2 separate regions of the Mus musculus genome follow, and region 1 is linked to region 2. A link is a loop called in an ENCODE intact Hi-C map of the cell type or tissue named here. Cell type or tissue: left cerebral cortex. All regions are shown on one strand. Links, peaks and the distances in the headings refer to the core of each region. The heading gives the core; the rest is flanking DNA.

What was found. Hi-C counts contacts between places; a loop is a spot of excess contacts. Peaks named below come from ENCODE experiments on the same cell type or tissue, not always from the same donor. Only the 100,000 strongest peaks of a DNase experiment are listed, where the experiment ranks them.
Region 1: it touches region 2 in a loop (3.0-fold over the local background); 9 of 42 quality-filtered maps call a loop at or near these places.

The regions. Positions count from the first base shown.
Region 1 is chr4:126,815,357-126,825,233 of GRCm38, reverse strand. AU040320 (expressed sequence AU040320) reads right to left here. Exons shown (of 21, transcript NM_133886.2): 5 at 8,760-8,861; 6 at 1,493-1,590. It overlaps Gm24161 (a small nucleolar RNA gene), which reads left to right and starts at 7,089; the gene lies at 7,089-7,218. In left cerebral cortex, for the core only: no CTCF peak of the experiment used is centred there; DNase peaks (open chromatin) are centred at 1,523, 2,067 and 5,739.
Region 2 is chr4:126,746,689-126,756,565 of GRCm38, reverse strand. It overlaps Ncdn (neurochondrin), which reads left to right and starts at 3,137. Exons shown (of 7, transcript NM_011986.4): 1 at 3,137-3,595; 2 at 4,485-4,625; 3 at 5,713-6,681; 4 at 7,847-8,088; 5 at 9,246-9,470. The coding sequence starts at 3,563. AU040320 (expressed sequence AU040320) reads right to left here and starts at 2,796. Exons shown (of 21, transcript NM_133886.2): 1 at 2,571-2,796. In left cerebral cortex, for the core only: a CTCF peak has its summit at 4,493; DNase peaks (open chromatin) are centred at 4,851, 5,153, 6,319, 6,831 and 5 more places; H3K4me3 peaks cover 6,488 bases; H3K27ac peaks cover 4,536 bases.

The sequences.
Region 1 (9,877 bases), core at 1,327-9,326, 68 kb before region 2:
AAATAAGTTACCTCTAAGAGACACAGGGTAACCACAGGCCTTCAGGTGCCCCATCACTGACCATGAACCCTCTGCTGTAATTAACCACTTCTTGGGTCACCTAAACTCTACTGTTCTTTGTGGGGCAATGGGCTATGCACAGACAGGCTGGTCTCCAGTTGAGTTGAGGTTGTGAACCCCGGTAGGACCCAGTGGCGATAATTTTCACCTACATGAGACAGAAGGCGTTCCCTCATGTCTCCTGGACCCCTGAATCCTGTCAAAGTTACCACCCCCACAGCCCCCAAAAGAGAGGTTCATGGCTAGCAGTCAGTACACAAAGTCCCAAGCTTCTGACCTTCAGGCTAGAATCCTCCCAGTTACCTAGCAACAGCAAGATAACAAGCCCACTATAAGAGGGGTTACTTGGCCCCACCTCACTCTCTCCCTCTTACTCTCTAAGCTTTTACCTCTCTCTTTAAGCTTTCTTACTCTCTAGCCTTTCTTCTCTCTCTCTCTCCTTTTCCCCCTTCTCTCCTCTTGGCCATGGCCGGTCTCTCTCTCTCTCTCTCTCTCTCTCTCTCTCTCTCTCTCTCTCTACCTTTTCTCTTTCCCTCTGCCTTTCTACAATAAAGCTCTAAAACCATAGACTGTCTCTGTTCATCAAGGCCTGGACTAAGGACTCTCGCCTGCGTGAGAACCTCTCTCCCTCTGCCCTCTTCCTATATCCTCTGCTGTATCCAGCATGGGATGCCAGAGACTGAGAACCTGGTACCAGGGGCTGCCCCTTGTCCACCCCCTGCCATGTGGGGTCAGTGGCTTCACACAGCCAGATACCCACCCGGGGCTGCATGGAAAGCATCCAGCAATCCTCCGGCGTCTGCCTGCCCAGAGCACAGGAACTCTGGCCAGACGTGGGCTCTGTCTTTTCCCCCTCTCCCTTACACCCACAGCCCCGCAGTTCTTCACTATTAAGATTATGACTGGCCAGATATGGTGGCAGACATCTTTAGTCCCAACCCTCCAGAGGCAGAGGCAGGGGGTTCCCGAGAGACTATGATAATTCATGGGTAATCCTGACTGGCTGCTACATCAAGCAATGACCTACCACTGGATGCAGGAAGTGCTGGGCCAAAGGACACCGACACTTATTGCTCATAACTACTATGAATTCCCCTGAATTCCCAAGGGACTACACCAGCAGATAAAGTCATGTGGCCACAAATAACCTCGATCATCTCTGGAACTCTGAAGTGCGTGTGCCACCTCACAGAGCTGTTGAGTGTATATTTTCAGCCATCACTACCATACTGGTACAGTCTTCTCACCAGCAATGAAAATTTGAGAATTATATGCTAAACAAACACTGGCTGTCCGCCATGGTGACTTTCTGAAGGCTTCACAACTGAAAGACTGTTCCCAACTTCAGTGTGAACAGGAAACTCGGTATTCTCTGTTTCAGAAAAACCACCTCCTCTCCCCTGGTCCCACAAGTGATAGAAGACAGATTCACCTTGGACAGTTGGAGGCTCTGGGAATGTTTCCTCTCCACCTCTCCACTGTAGTCTGTAGGATGAGTGATCAGCTGCCAGTCGTAGGTGTAGGTTTCTCCTATAGAAGGGCAGTGAGAAAAACCATGCAAACACGCACCTACACACAAAAGGCTGCCAATAACAAATCGCTCCCACAGCCTGCCAATAACAAACCTCCTTTAAACCCTGACAAAGCCTTAGTTTTAAGATCCTACCCCAAAGCCTGGAGGGAAGCCAAACCCTTTTCCTGAGAGGGTTCTGCTGTTGACTCTGCCAGGGTTTCTTGACAGTGCTCTTTCTGCCCCATACCCACCCCTGGGCCATCTTCAAAAAAAAAAAAAAAAAAAAAAAAAAACAGGTTGTTCATGGTGTGTCTCTCACTGAAAATACCTACCCTATCAAGCACTACAGATGAACTCATTGGGAACAAAGGTCATTTTCTCACAAAACTTCTTTTGCAACAAAGAACAGCAATGACTTCTAAATAACATGGTTCAAAAATAGCTTTTTACCGAGTGCTAACAATGCTGGCCCAGCTGAGGTCATCACACCCTGTGAGTTAAAAGAGCTACTTCATTCCTGCTGAGCTAAATAACACGCTGCAGAAGATGGAAGGGCATGGCCCATTTAAAACAGGCCCCACTGAAATTAATTAAGTTCAAATGAAGCATTAAATGGCTCTCATTTGCAGCTCAGACTATCACTGCATAGCACGAGGAGGATCCTGGTATCCATGTGGAATCCCCCAGTAGAGGGACTGAAACTGGAGACTGCATTCTAGCAGGGAAAAGGTGGGATGCGGTAGAAGGGAGTTCTCACTCAGGAGGGAAAACAAGTCACAATGCTTAGCAGAGCTCAGCCACACTTTCACTTACTGAACTCCAGTAGTGACCTCGGCGGGCGCCCGAAGCCAACCCTCCATAACCCCAGAGGTGACCTGTGTTTTACAATCCTTCCTCACAAACCTAGCATGGTTCTGGCCTGTTGTTATTCCTAGCTAGTCTCAAATATGCACGCACAGAAGTCAAGGATGAAGGCAGAGAAGCAATAGCCAGGACTCACGCTAAGAGATAATTCTTCAAACTGTAATTTAAAAAGAAAATCTCCACACAGCAAACACATTCACAATGGTTTGGGAACTGATCATTTTATATATCAAAAGCTAAAAACAGACTTCAAAAAGGGATGCTATCCCTACTCAGAGACCCTCAAGGAACGACGGATGCATCATAGGCATAAGTCCACCCCTGGGTGGGGGGGCATGCATATGGGACAGGTGGATAGACAGAATGTTGACTGTCAATCTAGGCAGGGGGTTGGAAACCAGACCTTCCAACCTTACAGAGACCTTAGTGTGCCACCACAGGGAAGAAGAGGATGAAGAAAAATATGAAGAACAGGGTTCTGCCTCAGTGGCCCCAACTTTTAAAGTATAACCAGCTAGCTACTTCAGAGAACTAAAGAACCTGTTCATGGATTTGAAAGAAACATGTGTTTTGGAATTCTGATCTGCAACATGACAATAACTCAGAAATATGTGCACAAATACAAGTTAGGGGAAAATCCTGCAAAGCAGGGCCTGACTTCCACAGCAGAGCAGAGGAGGGAGCAAGCGCTACTTAAGGGAATGCTTTCCCCACCTCCATCTTCAGAAGAGACTGAACTCATTCACCTTGAACTAAACACTCAAGCAAAGAGACAGTGGGTTGAGCTTTTCATTCCTCCATGCCTTCCTTTAATCCCAGCATGGAGGAGGCAGAACCAGGTGGGTCTCTAGGCGTTTAATGCTAACCTAGTCTACAGAGTGAGTTTCAGGATAATCAAGGTACACAGAGAAATCTTCTTTCAACAACAACAACAAGAACCAAACAACCAACCAACCAAACAAACAAATGACAAGGCAGGAGAGGTGGATAGCTCATTTTTTAAAAAATTAAATCTAGGGTTGGAGAGATGGCTCAGTGGTTAAGAGCACTAACTACTCTTCCAGAGGTCCTGAGTTCAATTCCCAGGAACCACATGGTGGCTCACAACCATTTGTAATGGGATCCAATGATGCTCTCTTCTGGTGTGTCTGAAGACAGCTACAGTGTGCTCATACATAAAATAAATGAGTAAATCTTTAAAAAAAAAAAAAGCCAGCCCAGGTATAAAACATCCAGAAAATCTGGGACACGATGAAAAGATCAAATCTATGAATGACAGATATAGAGGAAGGAGAAGAAACCCAGGTCAACTGCACAGAAAATATTTTAACAAAAATCATAGAAAATTTCTGGAACATATCAAGGTACAAGAAGCATATAAACACTAGTGGACTGATCAGAAAAGACATTCCCTACAACGCATAATAATGAAAACACTAAATGCACAAACAAAGAAAGAAAATTAAAATATACACAGAAAAAAGACCAAGTCCTGTATAAACTTTGGCCCATCAGAATAATACCTGACTTCTCAATGGAGACTCTGGAAGCCAAAATGTCCCTGCCAGATGTTCTACTAACGCTGAGAGACCACAGATGCCAACAAAACCACTGATCACAATCAACGAGGAAAAAAAAATCCACAATAAACCCAAAGAAGCAATTTCTATCTACCAATCCAGTTCTACAAGGGCATTATAAGAAAAACTTCAGTCTGCAGAGGTTAACCACACCCAAAAAGACACAAGGAATAAAAATTCACAGAACAGTAAATGAAATCATGGTGGGGGGGAACTATAACTACAAAATAGCAAGCATCAATAAACACTGTTCACTGAGAGCTCCTAATGGTCTTGATTCCCCAATAATAAAGACATAGACTAACAGGATAGAACTGAAAACAGGATCCATCTTTCTGCTGCATACAAGAAACATATCTCAATATCAAGGATTGTTATCATGGCAGGGTAAAAGGATAGAACACACACACACACACACACACACACACACACACACACACACACAGAACTAAAGATCCAAAGCAGAAGAGATAGGGAAGGATGCTACATACTCACTAAAGGAAAAGTCCCCTGAGAGGCTATTTCAATCCTAAACATTTATGTACAAACATAAGGGCGCTGAAGTTCATGAGAGAAGCATAGCTCTCTACAGCTACAATAGGACCGATGCACACCCACGCTCACAGACACGGTGGCACTATGTTTGAGAGCTGCACAGGTTCAAGCCAAATGGGTCCCAGCACTGAGAGAGGTGAGAGGACACGGGGTCTCTTCCCTAATCAACAAACCAACTTGGCAAAGAGAAAAATCCATTTTCACCAATGGAGTCTCCCTGGGTATATCACACTAAGGGGAGTCCCAGGCCCAGGAAGAGTTTGGCAATCACAAAACAAACTCAGTGGTATTTTTATGGGCTTTTTTGTTTCATTTTGCTTTGTTTTGGGCAATTTTTTTTTTTTTTTTGCTTATTTGTTTTGCCTGTTTATTTCATTTTTGTTTCTGTGAGACTTTTTGTTGTTCCTTGTTTGGGGTTGGGTTTGTTTGTTTTTTGTCTGCTTTTGCTTTTGAAAGAGAGAGAGGGAAAACAAGAACATAAAATTGGGTGGGTAGAGGAACTGGAAGAGGAACTGCATGAAAAATCTTTTCAATTGAAAAAAGAAATTGGAATGAGTTGATAGGGAAATGCCATCTCAAGAGCAGAAGTACAGAAGGGAAAGGACGCCCTGCACAAATGCACTGTTTAGTATCAGACTCCCACAGGAAGAATGCTGAATTCTGCCGGGCAGTGGTGACGCAAGCCTTTAATCCCAGCACTCAGGAGGCAGAGGCAGGCAGATTTCTGAGTTCGAGGCAGCCTGGTCTACAGAGTGAGTTCCAGGACAGGCAGGGCTACACAGAGAAACCCTGTTTCGAAAACAAACAAACGAAAAAAAAAGAATGCTGAACTCAACCAGGTACACATGGTTGATCTGAGCTCGGGAAGCAGAGGGAGGTGAAACTCAATGAGTTCAAGGTCAGCCAGGCCTACGCAGTGAGGCTCTGTCTCAAAAATAACAAATTAAATTATCTGTAATGGGTGTCTGTGTAGGGATATGTGCAACAGAGTGTAGGTGCTCTATGGGGCCAAGATTCAATTGAGCTGGAGTTACAAGTGGTTATAATCTACCAGTGTGGGCACTGGGAATTGAACTCAGGTCCTCTGGAAAAGCAGAACATCTTCTTAAACACTGAGCAGTGTCTCCAGACCCAACAGCCAAGAACAGTGAATCAGAAACACCCAAATAGAAAACAGAAGGGCTTGCCTGAAAGAGGAAGCACACTTTGCTTGGTCAGCCTTTAACACAAGTAACACAAATCAACCACTTTCAATGCTCTACTCCTGTCTCAGGAGGTCTTAAGAGGGGCTGGAGAGATGGCTCAGTGGTTAAGAGCACTGGCTGCTCTTCCAAAGGCCCTCAGTTCAATTCCTACCACCTGGTAGCTCACAAGCATCTGTAGTAGAATCTGATGGCCATTTATGGTGTGTCTGAAAACAGTAACAGTGTACTTACATAAAACAAATAAATAAATCCTAAAAAAAGAAAGGAAGGAAAAAAGAAAGAAAGAAAGAAGTAGATGCTAATACTCCAAGGTTTTAAACTGAATTTATCACTAACTCATTTATATAACTTACAAATATAAATTTTGTGTGCCATGTTGAAGTTTGTACTTTTTCTTTAAAGTCTTTCTGTTAAATTTACCTCTCCCCTGTGTATGTATTTGTGTCTGTGTCTCTGTGTGTTTGTGTGTTTCCGTGTCTGTCTGTCCGTCTCTCTCTCTGTGTCTCCGTGTCTGTCTGTCTGTCTCTCTCTCTGTCTCTGTGTGTGTCTGTGTGTGTGTACGTATGTCTCCGTGTCTGTCTGTGTGTGTGTGTGTGTGCGTGTGTAGGTCGACAATTTGTATGTGTTAGTTCTCTCCTTTTACCATGTGGGTTGTGGGACTTGAACTTGGGTCATCAGGTTTGTCAAGAGCCACTATTCTTCTAACCATCTTACCAGCCCTGACTTTTTTTTTTTTTTTTTTTTTGGTTTTTGAGACAGGGTTTCTCTGTATAGCCCTTGCTGTCCTGGAACTCACTTTTGTAGACCAGGCTGGCCTTGAACTCAGAAATCCGCCTGCCTCTGCCTCCCCAGTGCTGGGACTAAAGGCGTGCGCCACCACGCCCGGCCAGGCCAGCCCTGACTTTTTAAATTTTTAAAAATATTTATGTACATTGGTGTCTTGACTGCATATCTGTGTGAGAAAGTTGGATCCACTGGAGCCTGAACTACAGACCGTTGTGAGCTGACATGTGGGTGCTGGGAATTGAACCCAGGTCCTCTGGAAGAGCAGTGCTACTCTTAACCACTGGGCCATCTCTCCAGCCCTCAGCCCTGATCTTTGAAGTAACAAATCCATCCTAGCATTGTTCTTGAATACCTCCAAATTCTACATCTCATATTACAGTTGTTTAGCTAAAATAAACAGGTTCATCTGCATCTCAGTTTCTTCATCTTCTCCCAACCAAGTGTTCTACCACACAGTTATAGCTCAGCCTTCCTGTTTGTTTTTACATGGACACAACACAATCTTATATAAAAGATTCACACTACCTTGACCCTAGAAGTGTGGCAGGTGTGGCTGCTGTGTCGCATGTGCATCAGTGGTGGCAGAAAAGACAGAGGCTATGTCTACACTGAGTGTTCTGACCTATGACATCTGGATGATTTGTAGCCTAACACTCCCAATCAGAAAAAAAAGCTAGTCTGAGATGACTACCACTCTGGTGCCAGAGAGCTCAGTCAGGGAGCTAGCCTGAGATGAACACCAGTCAGGAGTGGGGTGCAGGCCTTGGGGGCAGACCATGCCTATGATGACCCTGCCCAGTGCCATAATGCCTGGGTGAGGCATAGCACTCCTGAGACAACCCCAGACACTCAGAGACCCTGGGAGCCACTGAGAGGAGTAAGTAAGTGGTGGAGAAATGGAAGAGAGAGAGAGAGAGAGAAACAGAAGGATGTGGGCACAACGAAGAAAGGCAGAGCTGGAGACTCAGGGTAGTGGGGAACAGCCTGATGTGAGTAGCCGTGATGCCACCTGGAACCATGGTGGGGTCCTAGCCTGTGCGGACCCTGGGGGTCACGTCTGGGTCTGTGGCCCTGCAGCAGCAGGGGTCTGTTTCCACCAAAGGCCAATGGACTCCCAGGTGCGGGCCGCTGCCTAGGGACATTGATGCCTAAGGGCTGTGCAGAACTGGTCCTACCTCTCACCTAGGCATCCTGGGAGAGCTCGTTATGTGCCTCACTGGCTGCAGCATTCAGGAGGAGAGCAGAGCCTGCACCTCACCTGGGCAGCACAGTAGAGCTGGCAATGGTATAGGGGGTTGGTGGTAAGCTGGCCATGAAGGCATTGTGTGTGGGAAAGTGGCTGCCCAGTTCAGATGAAACCTCTCATGCCCTCTTGGCTTTGACTTGCCCAGCCCAACATCTACCCTGAGGATGAACTGCTGAAGTGCATGAAGAACCTGGTCCTACAGATCTAAAACTACAAGATCTCCATGACACAGGGCAACAGCAGGATACCCAAGAGGAGTCCCAGTAAGGTTCCAGTATCAACAGACTAGCAGAAGCCAAAGGCTTCGTACCAGACCAAGGAGTCATGCAATGAACATTTGCAAGCAAAGAAGTGTGGACAAAGGGTATACTGTGGGACAGACGCCCTGACACACTACAGCTTCCACAAGGAGATATTTTTTCTCTGTTGGGTGGTGGGAGGCTGTAAGGATGGAGGGTAAGTACAAGGGGAAGGGGGCATGAGTGGGTTTGGGGTGCATGATGTGAAGTTCAGAAAGAACTAATCAACAGTTTTTAAAAGTGAAAAAAAAAGAGGAAAAAAAGATGCTTACTAAATGTTACCATTTAAGGTAACATTGTGAAATAAAGATTATGGTCCAATTTTTATGGAGAAATTAAGACATAGGAGTAGTTTGCTTAAATAATTAAGCTAATAAATGAATCAGGATTAGACACAGGCTTGACATCAAAGCCGATAGGACCAGGCTGGAGGGGTAGCTCTGGTAAAGCACTTACCTAGCTTATGTGGAATGCAGAAGTGCTAATGACACAGAGCCTCTGATCTGCAGCTGGGCAGAACATTGCCTCCTGTGCCCATGCAGATGTGTGCCCACATGCACATCACAACCTCACAGGGCTGTTGCAAAAGCAAATGAACTGAGGCTAAGATACCAATGCTAACCGAAATGTTTCCCAGACAGGATATCTTACCTGGCTCTGCTTCTGGAAGGACGAAGGCATTTAACTGAACTTCATTCTTAGGCAGGGTGATCTGGACGCTCTTCCCAGCAGACACCACCAGCTCCTTTACAACTGGAACAAAGTGGCAGCAGCGGGCTCAGCAGCACAGCCAGAGGGCATGTCTCCCCTTCCTAAGTCACCCTCAGCCACTGTCTTCATCTGCTACTTGTCTAGTCTCTGATCCCTCGAGCCTGATTCTATACGTACTTTCCCATTGGAAAGGGTCTCTCAAGGTCACCAGTGAGCTGCTGCTTAGCAAATCTAAAGGAGCGTAAATCCCACCTCTCAGGCCCATGGCCCTCACTCCTGCTCACTGCCCGCACCTGGAAGCACTGCACGGCAACACCAGATTCAGTGCTCCGATTTCTTCTCCACTGGGCTTCAACTAATGTTGGTCTCCAGGTGTGCTTTATATACAATACACTACTTGCCAAAGAGTTCAAATTCTGTTTCAATGACACTTTTATTGGGTGAATGCTTTTAAAGTAAGATATAAAATAACAAAGGCAGAGGGCAGTCAGAAGGAAGGCTTGCCTTTCTTTTGCAGTTGCTACAACGACTGACTCACTGTTCACAGATTCTGAATCCCTCTCCCTCTTGTGCCCCACGCACTCCAGCCCATTGGTCTTGCTATGACAGGTGTGTCAATCTTTCTAAAGCACCCACAGAGCTACTCTCCTACTTAAGACGTGGCTCTGACACTACTTGCCGCCTATCTCCTATGTGTTTGAGTTTCTCCACATTGGTATTATTGATATTTTGTACCCAATAATTGTTGGGGGCTGGGGAGAGCAGACAGTTCAGACCACAGAAAACTACTGATTCAGTCGTATTCCTCTGGCAATAATTGTTTACTTGACATGAGGCCAATTCTTGAAGACCTTACAGCAAACAACAGGCTAGTCAACTCATGTTCCAAGGCTGGGGTGGAAAGGGCTTCCTGGACAAATGGGAAGCCTGAGACTTCTCTGTCTTTGCTAGGGAATATTGCACTTAGAGAAAAATGAAACCATCTTTTATGAAAGCCGCAGCTTGTAGCTGTCCCAGGAGAGAGAATAAAAGCTCTCTGATATAACTCTAAGGGGGGA
Region 2 (9,877 bases), core at 661-8,660:
TCTGTGATTTTGACCAAAGTACTTCGTTATCTATGAAGAGGTTGGACTTCCTCTAACTAATTCTGATTATACTGCCCAGCCTTGCAGTATAGTTTTTCAAGGTGATTCTCTTTAGGCACAGCAAGCGCGTTGCCCTGTTTGCTCCCACCCCCACCATCCCTATCTTACAAATCTACCCAGGTCACACTTTCACATCAATTTACACTTTTACATTATCTGCCTGATCCAAGTCATTTGCAATTCCTGTCTTAAGTACTTGTATACTTCTCCCCATATGTTTGACTTAGGCACTGTGCTGGCTACTCTGTAATCTAGTGGCTGTAGGATGGAGGGGAGAAGAAAGAGGAACGATATATATATATATCAAGATGAGTTGTTGACAGGGTTCTAAGAAACAATTCAAAAATCTGTTGACTAGGCATGGTATCTCGTACCTGAAGTCCTAGCTACTTGGAAGGCTAAGGTAGAACTGTTTAAATCCAGGACTTCAAGGTCAGCCTAGAGAATATAATGAGACACTGTCTCAAAAAAAAAAAAAAAAAAATCTTGTGCTGGCAGTGGTGATGCATAACTCTAACCCCAGCACTGGGGAGGCAGAGACAGGCAGATCTCTGTGAGTTCAAGGCCCGCCTGGTCTACAGTTTCAGAACAGCTGGGGCTACAGAAAAACCCTGCCTCCAAACAAACACAATTAGAAATCTTCTGATGAAAGAAATGATAAATACGAAGCTGTCACCCACAGCTGGTAAATAGCACAGACTGGCAACCCTAACCCTCACTTCCAGCCAGCATACAAAAAGACCAGCATTGTCTGGAATGGATTTCAATGCCAATGCCAAGAAATGAAGAGGCAAACATAAAACTCCAAATTGAGGTAATGCCTTTCTCTGAGCCATAGGCACCGAATGGACTCTTATCTCTCTCACTCTCTTCTACCCTTTCCTAGTCTAGTTTTCCCGTAATTGTACATTAGGGCACATGGGTCAGAAAAGAGGTGTGTAGGCCACAAACACATTGAAAAGATCATGAGGTGTAGCCTAAGAAGCTATACTCGGAAACTTCGCTAGCCTCCCAGGATGGAGCTGAGAGAGTGTATGTGTGTGTGTTCGTGAGTGTGTTCTCGTTTCTGCCTACCACAAAAGGATTTAAAACTAAAGGTGACTCAACACCTGTCATCAATATCTTGGCACGTGGGTGGGAAAAGCAAAAAAGAAAGGAGAAGGCTTTGAAAACAGGAGTAATAAATACCATTGGACTAGCAAACTGGTTACAAGTGCATGGGAGAGGCAGAGCTAATCTCATTTGCACTCCTAGCCATTTACTCGGCTCAAACCTACAATTGCCTATGGGCACAAATCACTGCTAGGGTCCAGTTAAAGGCTTGCTGACCAGAGGCAGGAACGACAAAACACTGCTAAGACCCAAAATGTTTGTTATCAAATCAAAGGGTAGCAACCCAGGGAGAGAACACACACACCCCCACAATACTCGACAAATGAAAATCTAGAAAAGCTCCCGGTAGTTCTGGCATTTAGGGCGTTACAAGTACACCCGAAATAAAAGCACGCTGTTGCAGCAGCTGTTCAGATACAGCAGGGGGTAATGTTTACTTAATACTTCAGGTTGATGGGGAATGTATCATAGTTCAGTCTGTCAGCTACATACGTGGAACTCCATTTATATACACAGCGATAAGATATGTTTGAATAACGACAGAGCCGGTCTATTCAACGGGTGTGAGTAATCAAGAATAAAGCTTTAAGAAAGAAAGAAAGAAAGAAAGAAAGAAAAAAGTCCTAGATGTTTGAGAAAGTTACAGAACAGACTGCATGAATAGCTTTGCTTATATTTGCAAACACTGTTTTCCAAATAGCTGGAAAAATGAACAGATTGTTCTAGGAGGTCGTCTTTCCAATTTGTTCCTAGTTTCCAGTCTGTTAATCACAAGATAGCACAAGGAGAGTCAGCTAAGGAGCTTTAACAGCTTCTATTGTCAGTTGGGCACAACCACCGTGAGATGAGACCAGGCAAAGCATTCCTGGAACCCCGCCTGAGGTCTTCTACTTTGACTTCCTTCAGTTCGCTTTTTGTGCTCACTGCAGCCACCGCAGGACCCTCTAAGGGGCATAATTGTCAAAATTCTCAAGGAGGAAGGTTTTCGCCAACGAGCCCAGCCCCGCCCCCTTTATTCTGTATCAACTTTTTTTTTTCCCTTTTCTTTTCTTTTAATCTCGATGGGAAGATCATCAAACACCAGAGACAGCAACTCGGGACGAGGCTGCAGAGGTCGAGAGTATCATAAGGACCGCAGTGCCTCAGCCTGGTCTGCCCATATGTCAGGGAATAGAGGGAGCTGCCTGACCAGGCCTGAGTCCCAAAGCGGAGGGGTTCAGATTGGGACTCTGGCACCTGCAAGGCTAGAAGCAGCAGATTTGTCCTGTCCCAGCCAGGAGCGCCATCTCCGGGTCCCAACGCCGGACCAGCGTACCCGAGGCATCGCCCGTCCCGCCTCTGCCCCTCCCCTGAGCTCCTGGTCCTCGGCCTGGCAGTCAGCCGCCCCGGCCACCTACCGGGGCTCAGGGCCACATAGAGGGGTGCCGGCTCTCGGCGGCCTCCGCCTCCTCCCGATCCATGGGCTCGGGGACCCCCAACCTTCTCTCCCCTCACGCAGAGGAGGAAGAAGGAAGTGCTGGCTCCCCACCCGGACAGCTCCCTCTTGCCTCAGCCTCCCTGGACAGCGACCGCGGCCGGAAACGCCGCCTCCTTCCCACCTCCCGGGGCTCAACCCGGAAACATACTCTTCACGCTGAGCCAGTCCTCCTGCCCCCACCCTCCGGAAGCGCAATTCCAGCCGCGAGCCCAAAAGTGGGAGGAGGGGCGGCGCTGAGGGGAGAGCTACGCACAAGCGAGGACGTCCGGGCCCTCAGCCTTTGGCCGCGAGCCCTTGCGGGGCGGCCCGCACCTTTCCTCCTTAGCTCGAGCACTCAGGCCCCAGACTCGGGCAATTGCCCACAAGCAAGATGGCCGCACCGGAGGCGCCCCCCTACTGCTTAGCGCCCTGCTGTGCCATTGGTCAGAGTGCGGAGTGAGCCCAGCGCCGATTGGTCGAGAGCGATGCGGGGGTGGGGGTGGAGCTGTAGCAGCCTGGAGCCAAGAGTGGGCAACGCGGCGTGAGCAGCAGCCCCAGGCTCCCGGAGCATCGCGCCCGGAGAAAGACTTCGCCGCTCGGGGCCGCAGCCTGGTGAGCTCAGCCCCCTTCAAGCCCTCCCCTGCATCTCAGCCGGAGCCTCTCCGAACCGGCGCTGATCGATGCCGAGACTCCCCAGGGACCCTATCGCGACTCCATCGTGCCATATCTCGACATCACCGTACCCTGTCGAGACTCCATTTTGTCACAACCCCTTTCAGTATTTATCTATCTACCTATATATTTTTTTAAATTTGCCCTATCATATTTGGGGGCTGTCCCCTTCATGTCGTGATTTCGCTGTGATCTCTCCGTGACATCACCGCGCCATCGTGAAGTGTGATCTCATCGCTGCCCTGTCGTTCGACTTCATCAATGTCGTGTTGTGACCTGGCTGCGGCGGGACAGGTGGTGACCGCCAGGATCCCTTCTCCCCTTCTCATCTCTCCATCACTGCAGCCCCGCTTCGATTATCCGGCTTTTGGATTCTGTTATCCTGAGAGCCACCCGACCCCTCTTTCCTTCTCCAGCCAGTGCCGGCACCCACAGGCTGTTAGCGGGACGGACAGGGAGAGTACAGGGAGCACAAGGGGTTAATGTTGCTGCTGCTGCAGCAGCAGCTGCAGCTCCTGCTCTTGCAGCCTCTGCAGCCTCTGCAGCCTCTGCCCGAGGGAGGGAAAGAAGAGAAGGCAAGGAGGCTGCGGGGGCGATTAAGAGCCCTGGCTGGAGGGGTGGGTCCACAGGGGAGTCTTCAAAGCCTTCTCTGGAGAGCTTGCCTTCTCACTCCTGCTGAAGCCAGTCTACTTTCTCTGAAGAAGGGAGGGGAAAGGAACCCTAGAATGTCCTTTTCTTCCTTGTCGGCGTGAGTCCGGATAATCGAACTTGACCCGTGTCTGTCTGCATTCCTCCCTGTCTGTCCTCACCGCTCACTCCTCGTGTGCCTCCTGGAGAGAGATAAAACCCGGTGTCTGGTGCCAGGGGCTGCTGAGCAGTTGGGCCAGCTCCTTCCCACTTCTAGACTGGTGAGGAAAGCTGTCCAGCTGAGCAGCGGCATGCATGGTCCTCATATCCCACTTTTCTGGAGGTGACCTTGGACCAGGGTCCCTTCTTCATCCTAAAGAATTTGTAGGTCCAGCCTCTTAAAGGGGCTCCCCCAAGGGAGGTCAGTCATGAGGAAGCCACCCTTCCAAATCCACCCCCCCTCCCTCTGTGCTAATCCCTCCCTACATCCTCCACTTCCACCCCCGCCCCCGCCCCTCCTCTGCAGAGGGATGCTCAGTCCCTCTTGTGTTCACAGTTGGGCAAGGCGGGCATCATGGCCTCGGATTGTGAGCCAGCTCTGAACCAGGCAGAGAGCCGAAACCCCACCCTGGAGCGCTACCTGGGAGCCCTCCGTGAGGCCAAGAATGACAGCGAGCAGTTTGCAGCCCTGCTGCTAGTAAGGACCTGGAAGGTGGGAGGGCTGGTCAGGAGGGCCCCCAAAGAATGGGGTCAGCAAGTCTCCAGGGGTATCTAAGTGGTATTGGCAACCCGGAGGTACCAAAAAAGGCCTGAGACCTCTACCTTTGTACTCTGTTCTCTTGAGAATGGGGGAAGGGGAGAAGAGGGGTGAATAAGACTGTGGCATGGGACCACGGAGGAGGCTGCCTGGATTTGCTTTTTGGGGCGTCCCGGAGCAGATGGGAGCTGACTCATAGGGTAACAGCAGCAGGTTGTAACTAGTGCAGAGTACTTGTGGGCCGGGGTAGCTTTTCCTCGACCTGAGAGAGTAACAGGATGGGGAGTAACTAGCAAGAGGTTCTGAGAGATGACCAGAGTGATGATCAGTATGTCAAAAGTAAAGGGTCTTAGTCTGCTAGAGGAACCCAAGCTGGGGACAGCAAAGCAGGAGCTGCAGTGCTTGGGGTGGGAGGGGGGGGATGAGTTGGTGTGTGGGGGGTGAAGGGAGGAGGGAGTGCAGCAGTTGCTTGTTTGCCATGGCAACAGGGAGAAGGCTCTGGAGTCAAGGGCTCACACTGCAGCAGAGGAGGTGTTTAGGCGAAACGTAAGGGGAAATGTTTTGACATGCGGAGCAACGAGACACAGGAGCCATTTCCCGTGAGAAGGTGTCGGAAATGGATCAGAGACTTCTCTGGAGAGAAGTCCTTAGGGAAGGACCCTGAATCCTTAGAGGATTTGAGTTCTGAAGCCCCTTGCCTCCCAGGTCTTAGGCATATGGATTAATGGATTAGAGACCAGGAGGCACTCCTCAGCTGGCCAGGTGATGACCGTTTGCCCAGATGTGTAGTGAAGGGCCACTGGACAAACTCCTTTCCATGAGGCAATCAGACATGATAGGGATACCAGAGGTCACACCTGTCTTGTCTCCAAGGAGGAAGGAGGAGCTGGACCAGATGACCCCAGAATGGATCCCATTGCGTAACCCATTCCTGCAGTGCCCAGGGAACAGGGTAGGGACAGTCTTTGCTACAATTCTTCTCACTCTGCTGATAGTGTATTACCCTCCCCCCCCTCCCCCCCCCCAGGTAACGAAGGCAGTCAAAGCAGGTGACATTGATGCCAAAACCCGACGTAGGATCTTTGATGCCGTTGGGTTCACCTTTCCCAACCGACTCCTGACCACTAAGGAGGCACCTGATGGCTGCCCTGACCACGTTCTCCGGGCCCTGGGCGTGGCCCTGCTGGCCTGTTTCTGCAGCGACCCTGAACTAGCCAGCCATCCCCAGGTCCTGAACAAGATCCCCATCCTTAGCACATTCCTTACAGCCCGGGGGGACCCTGATGATGCTGCCCGCCGCTCCATGATCGATGACACCTACCAGTGCCTGACAGCTGTTGCGGGCACACCCCGAGGGCCCCGGCACCTCATTGCTGGTGGCACCGTGTCTGCCCTGTGCCAGGCGTACCTGGGGCATGGCTACGGCTTTGACCAGGCTCTGGCACTCTTGGTGGGGCTGCTGGCTGCTGCAGAGACACAGTGCTGGAAGGAGGCGGAGCCCGACCTGCTGGCTGTGTTGCGAGGCCTCAGTGAGGATTTCCAAAGAGCCGAAGATGCCAGCAAGTTTGAGCTCTGCCAGCTGCTGCCCCTTTTTCTGCCCCCAACAACTGTGCCCCCTGAATGCCACCGAGATCTGCAGGCTGGGCTGGCACGAATCCTAGGAAGCAAGTTGAGCTCCTGGCAGCGCAACCCTGCACTGAAGCTGGCAGCCCGCCTGGCTCATGCCTGCGGCTCCGACTGGATCCCAGTGGGCAGCTCTGGGAGCAAGTTTCTGGCCCTGCTCGTGAATCTAGCGTGCGTGGAGGTACGGCTGGCTCTCGAGGAGACAGGCACAGAGGTGAAAGAAGACGTGGTAACAGCCTGCTATGCCCTTATGGAATTGGGGATCCAGGAGTGCACCCGCTGTGAGCAGTCCCTGCTTAAGGAGCCACAGAAGGTTCAGCTCGTGAGCATTATGAAAGAGGCCATTGGCGCTGTCATCCACTACCTGCTGCAGGTAAGGATCCACTGGCCCGCAGAGGACGTACGAGTGTGATGGGAGATAGCATAGCTGTACATGCTGGCTGGTACTGGTAGCAAGCGCTCTAGGAGTAGTGTGTGGCCGAGCCTCCTTCCCTCTCCCTCCCTGCCGTGGGCCTCCACACAAGCACCATACCACACACCATATGTGCTCTCTGATCACAGCACACACACACACACAACACAGAAACCTCCCACTCACATATACTCTCCAGTACACACACTCTACACATCACACACCAAGTCGAAGCAGACTGTTCTGCTCACGCTAAAGCATTGTCTCACATATCAGCCTGGCTACGTATTTACATGTCTTCCAAGTAAACTTGTAGGATGCAGGAGAAGGATGGGGGGGGGGGACGGGGAGTGGCCTGGTTCCTGCCTCTGGAGTTTCTGCTGAATCTGTTTCCCCCTCCCATGTCCTTTACTCTCTGTATTTGCAAGGCCACCTCTTCTGCCCCCTTAGGAGTCAGGTGCGATTGGTCTCTTTAATGGCCTGCTTCAGCCACTGGACTCACCAGCCTTATGTCCAACAACTCATGCTAAGCTCTGATTTTATTTTCTGATTTAAACCAAAACATGGGTGACCTCTCACTACTTGATAGCAAGTCTTTTTCCCTTCCCTGCCTCAATTCAGAGCCTCTCTAAGGAAATGTTACGTTTCCTCTGGCTCCCCAGCTACCTTAGCGGTACAGTTAGGAGTATGTGACTTGAGTCTTTAAGCACTAGACATACTGTCTGAGACCCACTTGATTCCATTGTCCACACTGAGGTCCCACTAGGTGACCAGCCCCTGTGGGGTGAATCCCTCCCATGTGCTAGGTTTTTGGGTAGAGGTAGGCTTGTTGCCCCCACCCCCTTAAGTTATGTTTATCTATTTCTTAGACGTGGTGGAAGGACGATGCCTGCATGCCACAGCACACATGTGGAGTTTGGAGAGCTAGTCAGGTCTCTCCCTTCACGCTGTGATTCCCAGGAATCAAACTTAGGTTTTCATGTACCCACTGAGCCATCCATTTCACCGGCCCTCGGTGCCCACAAGTAATGGGCCCACAGGCCAAGATTTCCCTTGAGTTCTGTTACTGGCAGGCAGAGGAGGGTACCTGGTTCAGCTCTGTTTCACTGGGGTCTTGTGACCACAGGTGGGGCCAGAGAAGCAGAAAGAGCCCTTTGTGTTTGCCTCGGTGCGGATCCTGGGTGCCTGGCTGGCGGAGGAGACCTCATCCCTGCGTAAGGAGGTGTGCCAACTGCTGCCCTTCCTTGTCCGATATGCCAAGACACTCTATGAGGAGGCTGAGGAGGCCAGTGACATTTCGCAGCAGGTGGCCAACTTGGCCATCTCTCCTACTACACCAGGGCCTTCATGGCCAGGGGATGCTCTCCGGTGAGTTTATGGTTACGGGTTGTCCAGCCAGACCATTCCAAAGAAAAGGGTTTCCAGGATTGGTGGCACATGCCTGTAATCCCAGCAGTTAGGAGGCTGAGGCAGGAAGTTCTGAGAGTTCAAGACCTATTTGGGCTACATAGAAAGCACCAGTTCCTCCAAGGCTATGTCAACATAGCATGGCCCTGTCCCAAAAAAAGAGAGAAATTAGATGGATGGATGGATGGATGGATGGATGGATGGATGGAAGAAAAGGGTCAGATAGGGATGCCCTCTTTCCCCTAACCTGGGCTCCTGATGTCATGAGTGTCTCCTTAGGATCATTTTTTATTTGTTTGCTTTAGGGGTTTCTTCCCACAGAACTCCTGAACTGTCCCCATACTGCTTGCCATCTCAAATTTAAAAAAACAAAACCAAATCAGGGTCTTATCAAGTAGCCCTGGCTGTCCTGGAACTTACTGTATAGAACAGGCTGGCTTCAACTCAGCCTCACAGAGATCTGCTGCCTCTGCCTCCCAAGTGCTGGAATTAACGTATACAGGCACAGATACACACACACACACACACACACACACACACACCCCTGGGTGATGCCCAGATTTTTATTAAAAACAGAATTTAGCCGGGCGTGGTGGCGCACGCCTTTAATCCCAGCACTCGGGAGGGCAGAGGCAGGCGGATTTCTGAGTTCAAGGCCAGCCTGGTCTACAGAGTGAGTTCCAGGACAGCCAGGGTTACACAGAGAAACCCTGTCTTGAAAAATCAAAAAAAAAAAAAAAAAAAAAAAAAAGAAATTGCATCCACACTTTTAAAATAAAATGGCTGAGCTTGCTGGCTTACACCTTTAAGATCAGCACTTGGGAGGCTGAGGTAGGATCGCTTTGAGTCTGAAGTCACTCTGGGCTGCAGAGGAAGACCCTGCCTCAAAAATTATTTAAAAAATAAAACTGCCGTAAATGAGCTCAGAGGTTGGGTTGAGAAGTACATAGGCCACAATTAAACTGGGGCAGGGCCCCATGGGCTGGGGCGTGAGCGCCTCTGACGTCTGAGCTTCCAGTGGGAGTGAGACCACCTCCCCTGACTTCTACGTTCTTTTTCAGTCAGGGTGCTCTGCCCTTATCTCTCCCACCTCACATTCATCTGTCTCCACATGTCAGGCTCCTCCTTCCCGGCTGGTGTCACCTGACTGTTGAAGATGGTCCCCGGGAGATTCTGATCAAGGAAGGAGCCCCCTCACTTCTGTGCAAGTACTTCCTGCAGCAGTGGGAACTCACATCCCCGGGCCATGATACCTCGGTGCTGCCAGACAGCGTGGAGATCGGCCTTCAGACCTGTTGCCACATCTTCCTCAACCTGGTGGTCACCGCTCCAGGGCTGATCAAGTGAGGGGCTTGGGAGAGGCTGGGAGGAGATCCCGGGAAGCAGAGGGGGTCTAGCACCCGTTTTCAACCTCTGACTTAGTTTCCCTGTAGCCGTAGGCTGAATGTTAGCATAAGCCGGTTTCAGAACAAACAAAGCCAGTGCCACTTGAAGGTTTGTTGCAGCAGACCCCCAGGTATCCGAGGGCATGTCTGTCAGCTCCAGCCGTCACTCAGCTCAGCTACTTGGCATCTGACTGACCCAGATGGCAGGGTTGAAAGTCAGAAGTTAACACTTCACCCTGCCTCACGAAGTCCTGGCAAGCCCTGGCCTGGTAAAGCTAGAAACCTCAGATGCCAGGTTTTCCAAAGGGCTTGGTGGAGTCTGCTAACTTTCCGCCTGCCCCATCCTCTGCTCCCTTCCTCTCCAG